Linked DNA regions of Homo sapiens: region 2 is linked to region 1. The links are chromatin loops, found by intact Hi-C in ENCODE. Cell type or tissue: B cell. All regions are shown on one strand. Each heading gives the region's core, and the rest is flanking DNA. Links, peaks and the distances in the headings are about the cores only.

Region 1 (5,354 bases), core at 355-5,354:
CAAAATTATTAATAAAGGTTAAGGTCAAGTTGATTCCCATATTGAACCATTTAAAAATCAGGATATTCATTTCTTTCTATTTCCATGGTTTATCACTGATATAAAAAGAGAAACCAGGCCAGACACGGTGGTTCACGTCTGTAATTCCAGCACTTTGGGAGGCCAAGAAGTCCCAAAAGAGGGATCCTCAAGAAGAATCGCTTGAGCCCAAGAATTCTAGACCAGCCTGGACAAAACAGTGAGACCTCATCTCTACAGAAAAATATAAAAATAAAATATTAGCTGGGTGAGGTGGTGCATGCCTGCAGTTCCAGCTACTCAGGAAGTTGAAGTGGGAGGATCTCTTGAGCCCAAGGAGGTCAAGGCTGCAGTGAGCTGAGATTGCACCACTGCCCTCCAGCCTGGGCAATAGAGTGAGACCCTGTCTCAAAAAAAAAAAAAAAAAAAAAAAAAGTCACCTGACAGACTAGTCTTCTGCCAAATGTAGTGGATACATGTATTACTTTAAAGAATAAACAAAGCATATGCACAACTAAGAGATTTTAATCTTTTTATTTCCTTTTTTTAAAATGTTTTGAGATAGGATCCCACTGTCACCAGGCTGGAGTACAGTGGCATGATCACAGCTCACTGAAACCTTGACCTCCCTGGGCTCAGGTGATCATCCCACCTCAGCCTCCCGTGTAGCTAGGACTACAGGCATGTGCCACCATGCCCAGCTAATTTTTATGTTTTTTGTAGGGACAAGGTTTTGCCATGTTGCCCAGGCTGGTCTCAAATTCCTGGGCTTAAGCGCTCTGCCCTCCTTGGCCTCACAAAGTGCTAGGATTATGGGTGTAAGCTACCATGACCGGCCAGATTATAATATTTTTGAAAACTATTTTACTATGACCACAAACAGAACCCATCACAAAAAAATCAGCATTTTCAAATCTGTAGGAATGTTATTTTTTTGCTTCAGTAAATAACAGAACAAATATGCTACATAGGTGCCAAAAGTATAGTCATGTTGGGGCCCGCTGACTACATGCCACAACGTTTATAGGAAAGTGTGAGAAAATCATGGTGCAGCATTTTTTCTATCATGTCACTAATGTTTTATGCTCAGTCTAAAATGGTATCTCTTTCTGCTCACTCTTAAGTTAGCAAGAATTACCACCAAATGAGGCCATGGTTTGACTTCTACCATATATTTTACTAAGAAGTGAGATAAAACTTCTTTACACAAGCAGAAACTGTTCATGTGACAGAAAAGGTTTATATTGAATAAATCTTGGCTAAGAAAATTGGATAGGGCCAGGCACGGTGGCTCATGCCTATAATCCCAACACTTTGGGAGGCTGAGGTGGGAGGATCACTTGAGGCTGGGAATTTGAGATTAACCTGGACAACATAGTGAGACCCCATCTCTACAAAACATAAAAAAAATGAGCCAGGTGTGAGGGTGTGTGCCTGTAGTCCCAGCTACTTTGGAGGCTGAGGTGGGAGGATTGCTTGAGTTCAGCAGGTCAAGGCTGCTGTGAGCTGTGATTGTACCACTTCACTCCAGCCTGGGTGACAGAGTAAAACACTGTTTCGAAAAAAAAAAAGAGAAGATAAGTACCATCAAGGGCAACAACAACACACTTCCCTTCACCATACAAAGTGCAGGTGGGTTTTCTAATGAATGAGTATGAAGTTAGGGGCTTTTTTCAACTTTTGAGTCAACTTTTTAACACAAATGAACAATGGTAATAATAACTGCAAATACTTATCAAAAGCTTTCTATGAGCCACACATTATGCCAATCCTTGACATGCATTATGTCATTTAATTTTTATAACAACTGATTTTAGAGATGAGGACACACATTCCAAATTTAAATAACAGTTCACATCACTGGTAACTGGCAGAGCTGGGATTCTTATTCAGGTTTGCCTGACTTCGGAGCTTCCAACCATTACACCAGACTGATTCATAAATATATCTCTTTATACATGTATATGTGATTATATGTATATACAAGTTTGTTAAATCCAGGTGGTAAAAGAAATTATAAACACAACAACCTTTGCTAATAAAAACCCATCAACATTGCAAGGGTAATAATACAGTTTAACCTTTAAAATGTTACTTGAATTTCCTAATTTGTGTATATTTAAAATGCGGTTTTATAAAGAGTAACAAAAGGTTTTTTTGGGTTTTTGTTGTTGTTGTTTTGTTGTTGAGACAAGGTCCACTCTGTTGCCCGGGCTGGAGTGCAGTAGCATGATCACAGCTCACCACAGCCACGATTTCCTGGGCTCAAGCAATCCTCCCACCTCAGTCTCTGAAGTAGCTGGGACTACAGGAATGCGCCACCACAACGCGCTAAATTTTTAAAATTTTATACAGAGACCAGATCTTGTTCATTTGTCCAGGCTGCTCTTGAACTCCTGGCCACAAGCAATCCTCCTGCCTCAGCCTCCCACAGTGTTGGCAGTACAGACACGAGACACCACACCTGGCCACAAAAAGTTTTTTACAAGGTTTTAGACATCATATATATAAGTTATCCCCCTCTTATAAATGAGGAAATTATAGCTTAGACAGTTTATGTAGCTTGCCCAAAATTATCAGCTAGTAAGTGGCAGAGTTAAGATTCAAAATTTTATCTTCTGGTTCCCAAACCAGAGCTTTTTCCACTATATCAGCTGCTTAATATTGATAGTTTCTTTAAAACAAACAAACAAAAACCATATTAAATAGAGACAGGGTCTTGTTGTTGCCCAGGCTGGTCTCAAACTTCTGGCATTAAGGGATTCTCCCACTCCATCCTCCCAAAGTGTTGGGATTACAGGTGTAAGCCACCGTGCCTGGCTTAAAGACAGTTTATCGTCTTTACTTAGACTTTTGTATGCTATGGACTAAACATGCTAAAATATGCTTATGTTAAATTATGAGGCTTATATTAACATGTAGTTTTAATCCTGAATTCCTCAATAGCTTCTATTTTTTTTAGCCAAGAGAAAAATCTCGTTCTTGTTTGGCATTTCACTTTAACAAAATGGTCTGTATTTAGTCCCTATTTAAAAAAATAGATCCAATACAAATGCTATTTCTACTACAGCTGGAGAGCACCACCTAGAGATAAAAAAAAGAACAGGCTGGGCATGGTGGTTCACGCCTGGAACCTTAGCACTTTGGGAGGCCGAGGAGAATGGATCGTTTATGCCCAAGCGTCTGAGACTACCCTGAACAACACAGTGAGACTCTGTCTCTACAAAAAATAAATAAAAATTTAAAGGGAAGAGAAAAATTTATTGGCTATGCATGGCATAAAACTTCTTAAGATTTTTATCTGCAGCAGTATTGTTCCAAAGTGTACACTAGTAAACATGACATCCTAGGGATGTTAACGTGAATTATAAAAAATATTTTATTTTTTTTAAATTAAAAATATCTTCTTCAAGGAAAAGTTGAATTAAAGTTAAACAGTTTTGTTGTTTTTGTTTTTTGAAACAGAGTCTTGCTCTGTCACTCAGGTTAGAGTGCAGTGGCACCATCTTGGCTCACTGTAACCTCTCCCTCCAGGGTTCAAGTGATCCTCCCACCTTGGCCTCTCCAGTAGCTGGGACTATAGGTGCGCCACACACGCCTAATTTTTGTATTTTTTTGAAGAGACAGGGTTTTTCCATGTTTCCCAGGCTGGTCTCGAACTCTATCACCCCACCTCGGTCTCCCAAAGTGCTAGGATTACAGGTATGAACCACTGTATCAGGCCAAACAGGTTTCTTAATTGTGAGAATTCTCAGAATAATGGCCAAAATTCATTAAGTGTACATTCTGAACCAGCTATCATGTTATAAACTTACAACATTATCTGATTTACTCTTCATAATCCTATAAAGTTCATGCTATTAACTGCCAGTTAACAGATGAGGAAACTGGGGCTTGAAAAAACTGTAAGTTGAATTCATGACACATAAATTTTAGTCTTCCCAATGTTGCCAATATTAAAATGCTGTAGTCAGACATGGTGGCACATGCCTGTAATCCCAGCTACTAGGGAGGCTGAGACGGGAGGATGGCTTGAGCCCAGGAGTTAAGGCCACAGTGTGCTATAATGGTGCCTGTGAATATCGACTGTACTCTGGCCTGGGCAACGTAGTGAGACTCCATCTCAATTTTTTTTTAATGGGCAAATTTTATATAAAAACTGTATGTCCAGGTTCTACTTATTTATTCATTCATTTTTGAGAAAGGGTTTCTCTCTGTCGCCCAGGCTGGAGTGCAGTGGCAAGATCTTGGTTCACTGTAACCTCCACCTCCCAAGTTCAAGAGATTCTTATGCCTCAGCCTTCCGAGTAGCTGGGACTACAGGCACATACCACCATACCCAGTTATTTTTTGTATTTTAGTAGACGGAGTTTCATCATGTTGGCCAGGCTGTTCTTGAACTCCTGGCCTCAAGTGATCTGCCTGCTTCAGGCTCCCAAAGTGCTGGGATTATAGGTGTTAGCCACCACGTCCGGCCTGTCTGGGTTCTCTTTAAATCATTTGAAAAATTGAAAAACCTGGTAATACTAGTTCCAAGTCTATATGGCAACAATTAGCTTTAGCCTCTTTTAGAAGGGGCATGCACTGTCCAGGCTACCCAGTCCTCAAAGAAATAAGAATTTAATTATTAAACTCTATCCATTTCACTCATTTTTGTTACCAACTTGGGCTCTGCAGGCATTTAATTTCCAACACACCCCAAGCCCTCCCTGACTACAGTTTACAATAAGCCTTTAATATGTAAATAAATACTGTCAATCTCTTAAAAGTAGATTGGGAGATGCAGTGTTCCCCAAACTTGTTTGAATAGGTAACTCTTTTCAAATGCTGAATACATTTTGGAAATGCTAATCCATAGGTAATAATAATTTATAATTATTATAACCATATAAAGGATCTTTAGGCCAGGGCGGTGCCTCACGCCTGTAATCCCAGCACTTTGGGAGGACAAGGCAGGCGGATCACCTGAGGTCAGGAGTTGGAGACCAGCCTGACCAATATGGTGAAATGCCATCTCTACTAAAAATACAAAAATTATCCGGGCATGGTGGCCGGCACCTGTAATCCCAGCTACTCGGGAGGCTGAGACAGAAGAATTGCTGGAACCTGGAAGGCGGAAGTTGCAGTGAGCCGAGATCATGCCACTGCACTCCAGCCTGGGCGACAGAGCAAGACTCTGTCTCAAAAAAGAAAAAAAAAAAATATCTTTAGATAAACACCAAAACATGAAGGAAGGAAATGGAAACTACTTACAAATATTAGTCCTGATATCAATGAAGAGGTCCCTGTAAGTGCCACATAGAATTTGGGTGTCAATGAATTTAAAAATACAGTCA
Region 2 (5,315 bases), core at 316-5,315, 220 kb before region 1:
ACCGGGTCATTAGTTTCCCTACAAATATTTCTCCCTTTTGTGTGCAACAAGGACCCATTCAGCCAACTGTGTGGTGCTTCAGCTGAAATAACAGACCAGAGGAAATGTGTAATTGGCTTTCATCAAATTGAAACTGTAAGGCAGCCTAGCCAAGCTGAAGCTCTGTCTCTGGCCCTAGCACAGAAATTATTTTCTGCTTAATGTGAGGTTATATGTGGGAAAGAAGGGGAAATAGAGGGGAAAAAGAAAGAGGACCAGCCTTTGGGTCAGCTTCAGCCCTTCTGGCAAGGCTACTCAGAGCTTTGTCTTAACAGCCAACAAGGACAGAAAAGGAATCTGGCTCCAGACTTTTGGAGAGGAAGGGACCTGGGACAGAGGAAGAGAGGCAGTAAGGGGAGGGGTGGGAAGAGAGGGAAGGAGTTACTCTTTAATGAAATAAGGTAACTTACAAATTAGTTTTTAAAAAATAGTTCCCAACTGATATCTTTTCCCACCAGACTATTTATGTGAAATTTACACCTCAAAATAACAAACATAACGTCAACCAGTTTGCCAACTTACCACCTGGCATATGTGATGGTAACACATTTAATAATTATTTAATAATTTTAATAATTTAATAAAATGTAATCAATAATTTAATAGAGAAAAGTGAAAAAGAAAATTTGTGACTCACCCAAAGGGACATAAAGCATTATTCCAGGGACCTATGACTAATCTATATTTTGGGTGTGAGGGGAACTTTGTTGAATGATTTGGGAACTCTGTGGTATAGCTTATATATTTCCAGTAATTTTTTTTTTTGAGAAGGAGTCTCACTATGTTACCCAGACTGGTCTTGGACTCCTGGACTCAAACAATCCTCCTGTCCCAGCCTCTCAGGTAGCTGGGACTACAAGCACACTCCACCGTGCCCTGCTTATTTCTGGTAATTTTCTATCTGGAATTTTCTCTCTCATCTACTTCCAGGAATTTTCCATCTACCTTTCCTTTTAGGTCTCTTTGAGCTTTGCATTTCCCGTCCTGGCCCATCAGCTTCAGGGGAACATGTGAGTTCCACACAGAATTACTGGAGGGAGACAGGACTCAGCTCCTCTGAAGGCCCTCCCCGGGGCCCCTGACAGCAATATTGTTGTGCAGTTCCCATAGTGCTGCTCTGGTCATGTGCTTCCCTGAGCAAATTGTCCCCAGGATCCTTTGGACTTCTGCCTTGGTGTTTTCATTGCCATCATCTCAGGTTGAGAACTCCAAAAGACCACATGACAATGGTTTCCTGGTCCTCAGGAAGAACTGCCGAGCAGCAGCAGTAATGGAAAGAACATTGAGTCACACAGGCCTGGGCCCGAGTCCCACCTCTACCACCCACCACCTCCATGAGGCCATGGCGGAATAGAAACAGTGTGGGACTGGAAACGGGAGGACCTCGCTGTGTGACCTCAGGCAGCTTCTCAGTTATTCCTTTCTTACACTAAAATCTCAGTTACCTCATCACTAAAATGAAGATTATGATCACCACTTTAAAGTGTTGCTGTGGGGATTAAAAGAAATCATATGCCTGGTGTGGAGTAGGCACTAATTAATTGGCTAATGTTGCTATCATATTGTTATTGTTATTATGTGACCTTGGGGAAGACACTTAACCTCTCTGAACTTGCTTTCTCTTCTGAAAAACTAGAAGTAATAAAAATTACCTCTCAGGATTGTAGCAATAATTATATATGCAAAGGTTACAAGGATTGTTTATGTCACATATGTACCTGGTAGGCACCCAATGTTAGATTTCTATCCCTCTCACTTCTGGACTTCCCCTAATGCAATCTAGGATAAGAGTTTAAAGCTTCCGGCTGGGCGCGGTGGCTCACGCCTGTAATCCCAACGCTTTGGGAGGACGAGGTGGGCAGATCACTTCAGGTCAGGAGTTCGAGACTAGCCTGGCCAACATGGTGAAACCTTGTCTCTACTAAAAATACAAAAATAAATTAGCCGGGAGTGGTGGCAGGCGCCTGTAATCCCAGCTACTCAGGAGGCTGAGGCAGGAGAATCGCTTGAACCCGAGAATCGCTTGAAGCAGAGGTTACAGTGAGCCGAGACCGGCGCCATTGCACTCCAGCAACAGAGCGAGATTCCGTCTCAAAAAAAAAAAAAAAAAAAAAAGAGTTTAAAGCTTCCATCATGGCCAAGCTGGCCCCTACATTTTGCCAAACACCAAAGAATCTGTCTGTCCCTGAGGTGGATTTTTGAGCTGCCAGTCCTTGGAGTCCCCACCTGCTGTGCTGTCAGCCCACACCCTTAAAAGGAAAAACTGTGTTGGGCGGGAGGCATCAGAGGGACGGTCAGAAAGGAAGCCGACGGCTGCAGGATTCACTATTCGACACTAGGGGGCACAATAAGCTCGGGAACACTTTAGGGCCACACCCAGAAATCTCGTTTCCTGGTGCCCGAGTCTCCCCAGATAGGGCAGATCCAAGCAAGAAGAGAACGTTTAAGGACTGCCCAGCAAATCCTTTGTGGGAACAAATGATGGGAGAAAATGCAGAAATGCAGGGGGCAGTGGAGGGCACACCTTGCCTTCGGCTTCAGCCTGGTCCGGGGCTTGGAGAGCCCTCTCTGGCTTTCAGACTTTGACCTCCTCATCAACCCCGGGGAGAAGGGGTGGGGTCGGGAAGCGTGAGGAAAAGGAGATAGTGAAGACAAGCCAGAAGAAAGAAAGCATTTCTTTTCATCACTTTTCCCATTCATTTCAACTTCTACATCTAGCTCACTCAGCACTCAGCATCTTAATAAGTCCCAGTCCAGTGGGCCACAGCTAGAAGGAGCCTTATGGAGTCCCAGATGTTTAGTTGGAGCCTAGGACTCAGAGAAGAGGATTGAGCAAGATCTCCCAGGTAGCTAATACTTCCATGTACATCAGATCGCTTGGATACTGACAACCACCTGGTCTTGTAGACAGGAGCTATTATCTCATTTAACAAATGAGGAAACAAGTTCAGGTAAGTGCCCATAGCTCTCCTCCTAGCTACTAAGCCTTCATTGCCACCCACTATTCCCGCTTCTCTTGCTTTCCCTTGTTTTAAAATCAGTCCAGGCCGGGCGCGGTGGCTCCTGTAATCCCAACACTTTGGGAGGCCGAGGCAAGTGGGTCATTTGAGGTCAGGATTTCGAGACCAGCCTGGCCAACATAGTGAAACCCTGCCTCTACTGAAAATATAAAAAATTAGCCGGCAGTAGTGGTGCGCGCCTGTAATCCCAGCTACTTGGGAGGCTGAGACCGGAGAATAGCTTGAGCCTGGGAGGCAGAGGTTGCGGTGAGCAGAGATTGGGCCGCTGCACTCCAGTCTGGGCAACAGAGTGAGACCCTGTCTCAATAAATAAATAAATAAATAAATAAATAAAATAAGTCCAAACTTTACACATAATTCCAGGAAATTGCTACTCAGCTCCAAATATTCTATAAATCAAAATTGAAAATATTTGTTGCATTCCCCATCTTCCTAACCCACTTAGCATGATGGAGAGATGATAGAGCATAGTAATTTTGAGAGTGCACTTTGGAATCAGATCTAAGTAAATATTCTGTGTTCATCACTTATGAATTCCATGACTTTGGACCTCTTTGTGCCTCAATTTCCTCACCTGCAAAAGGGGACTGTTAATATCTATCTCGTGGAATTCTTTTAAGGGTGAAATGAGATGTCATATAAAAAATTGCATAATGCTTAGCACATAATTTGATAGCTTGATTAATGTATCTAGCATATATCATTATATTAAATCATAGGCTGAAATGATCTTTAGGAATTATTCCACTACTTTCATGCCTTTTATCAATGAACTTAAATGGAGTTAAGTGAGAAGGTTACTTTGCCAAGTAGGTTTGTGTATCGGGTCGAATGATGTCCCCCCAAAATTCATGTGCACCCATCTCAGACTGTGAATTTATTTAGAAATAGGGTCTTTGCAGATGTCATGAGTTCAGATGAGGTCATGGTGGAATAGAGTAGGCTCTAAGTACAACATGAGTGGGGCCTTTATAAGAAGAGGAGAGGACATACAGAGACGCTGAGACATAGAGAGAAGGCCATGTGAAGACGGAGGCAGGTATTGGGATGATGTAGTTACACGCCAATGATCACTGGGAACCACCAGAAGCCAGGGGAGAGAGGCATGGGATGGAGCATCTCTCAGAGCCCCCAGAAGGAGCCAACCTTGTCAACACCCTGATTTTTTTTTGTTTGTTTGTTTTTTTGAGACAGAGTTTCGCTCTTTGTTGCCCAGGGTGGAGTGCAGTGGCGCGATCTCGGCTCACTGCAACCTCCATCTCCTGGGTTCAAGCGATTCTCCTGCCTCAGTCTTCCAAGTAGCTGGGATTACAGGCACCCGCCACCATGCCCAGCTAATTTTTGTATTGTTAGTAGAGACGGGGTTTCACCATGTTGGCCAGGCTGGTCTAGAACTCCTGACCTCAGGTGATCCACCCACCTCAGCCTCCCAAAGTGCTAGGATTACAGGAGTGAGCCACTGCACTCGTCCAACACCCTGATTTTGTACTTCTAGCCTCAAGAACTGAGACAGAACACATTTCTGTTGTTTTAAGCTGCCCAGATAGAAACTACTATAGTTGATGACAGAATAAGAACTAGACTCCAGATTTTTTAACCTCTAGCCTAGACCTCTTTTACTCCATTGCTGCCTCCCCAAACCAGCAATAAACATTTATGGAAATTTACTTATTTGGAAAAAAATTGACACAATCTATAATTTTTAAGCACTTTAAGTTGTTGCCTGACACAATAGGCATTTAATAAATATTTTACTGTCCAGTTGATAAAATGATAGACATTAAAATGTTATATTTTGTTATACAAATCTAAGATATTGTTATGAACCATTTTTTACCTCTGCGTACACCTATGCACCAGACTCTAAATTTATTTACAAGGTTTATGTATTGAAGAATCACAAACCTCCATAACTCTCTCACTGCTACAATCTGAAAGATACACGAGGTTCACAAGCCCTGCCTGTTCCCTACTTCTAGGGGTGAAAAATTAAAAGGAAAGCAATCTGAACACCCTCAAGACTCTGAATCCTACAAGGCAGGGATGTTCTCATTTTTGCTGAGTCCTTCTACACTCATTTAGGAATACGCAGAAGGGAAGCCAGGAAATCAGGGGAGTTGCCCATTGCTCTAAAGGAAGTAGGTCACAGAGCACTGCTCCCACCCAGTCAGCCAGGGAAAAGAATGGGTGGTGGTGGGTTAACAGCTACAAAGGGAATGAGGGAAAGAAAGGAGGACCTGCCGGGCATGGTGGTTT

Evidence for each region. Hi-C counts contacts between places; a loop is a spot of excess contacts. Peaks named below come from ENCODE experiments on the same cell type or tissue, not always from the same donor. Only the 100,000 strongest peaks of a DNase experiment are listed, where the experiment ranks them.
Region 2: it touches region 1 in a loop (14-fold over the local background); 71 of 110 quality-filtered maps call a loop at or near these places.

The regions. Positions count from the first base shown.
Region 1 is chr1:112,611,542-112,616,895 of GRCh38, forward strand. It overlaps ST7L (suppression of tumorigenicity 7 like), which reads right to left. Exons shown (of 15, transcript NM_017744.5): 2 at 5,272-5,354. Among named protein-coding and RNA genes, the nearest start is that of ST7L, 4.9 kb to the right of the region's middle. In B cell, for the core only: a CTCF peak has its summit at 3,131; a DNase peak (open chromatin) is centred at 3,120.
Region 2 is chr1:112,388,628-112,393,942 of GRCh38, forward strand. It overlaps a transcript of CTTNBP2NL not described here. Among named protein-coding and RNA genes, the nearest start is that of CTTNBP2NL, 4.9 kb to the right of the region's middle. In B cell, for the core only: CTCF peaks have their summits at 2,393 (motif pointing right) and 2,599; a DNase peak (open chromatin) is centred at 2,374; H3K27me3 peaks cover 669 bases.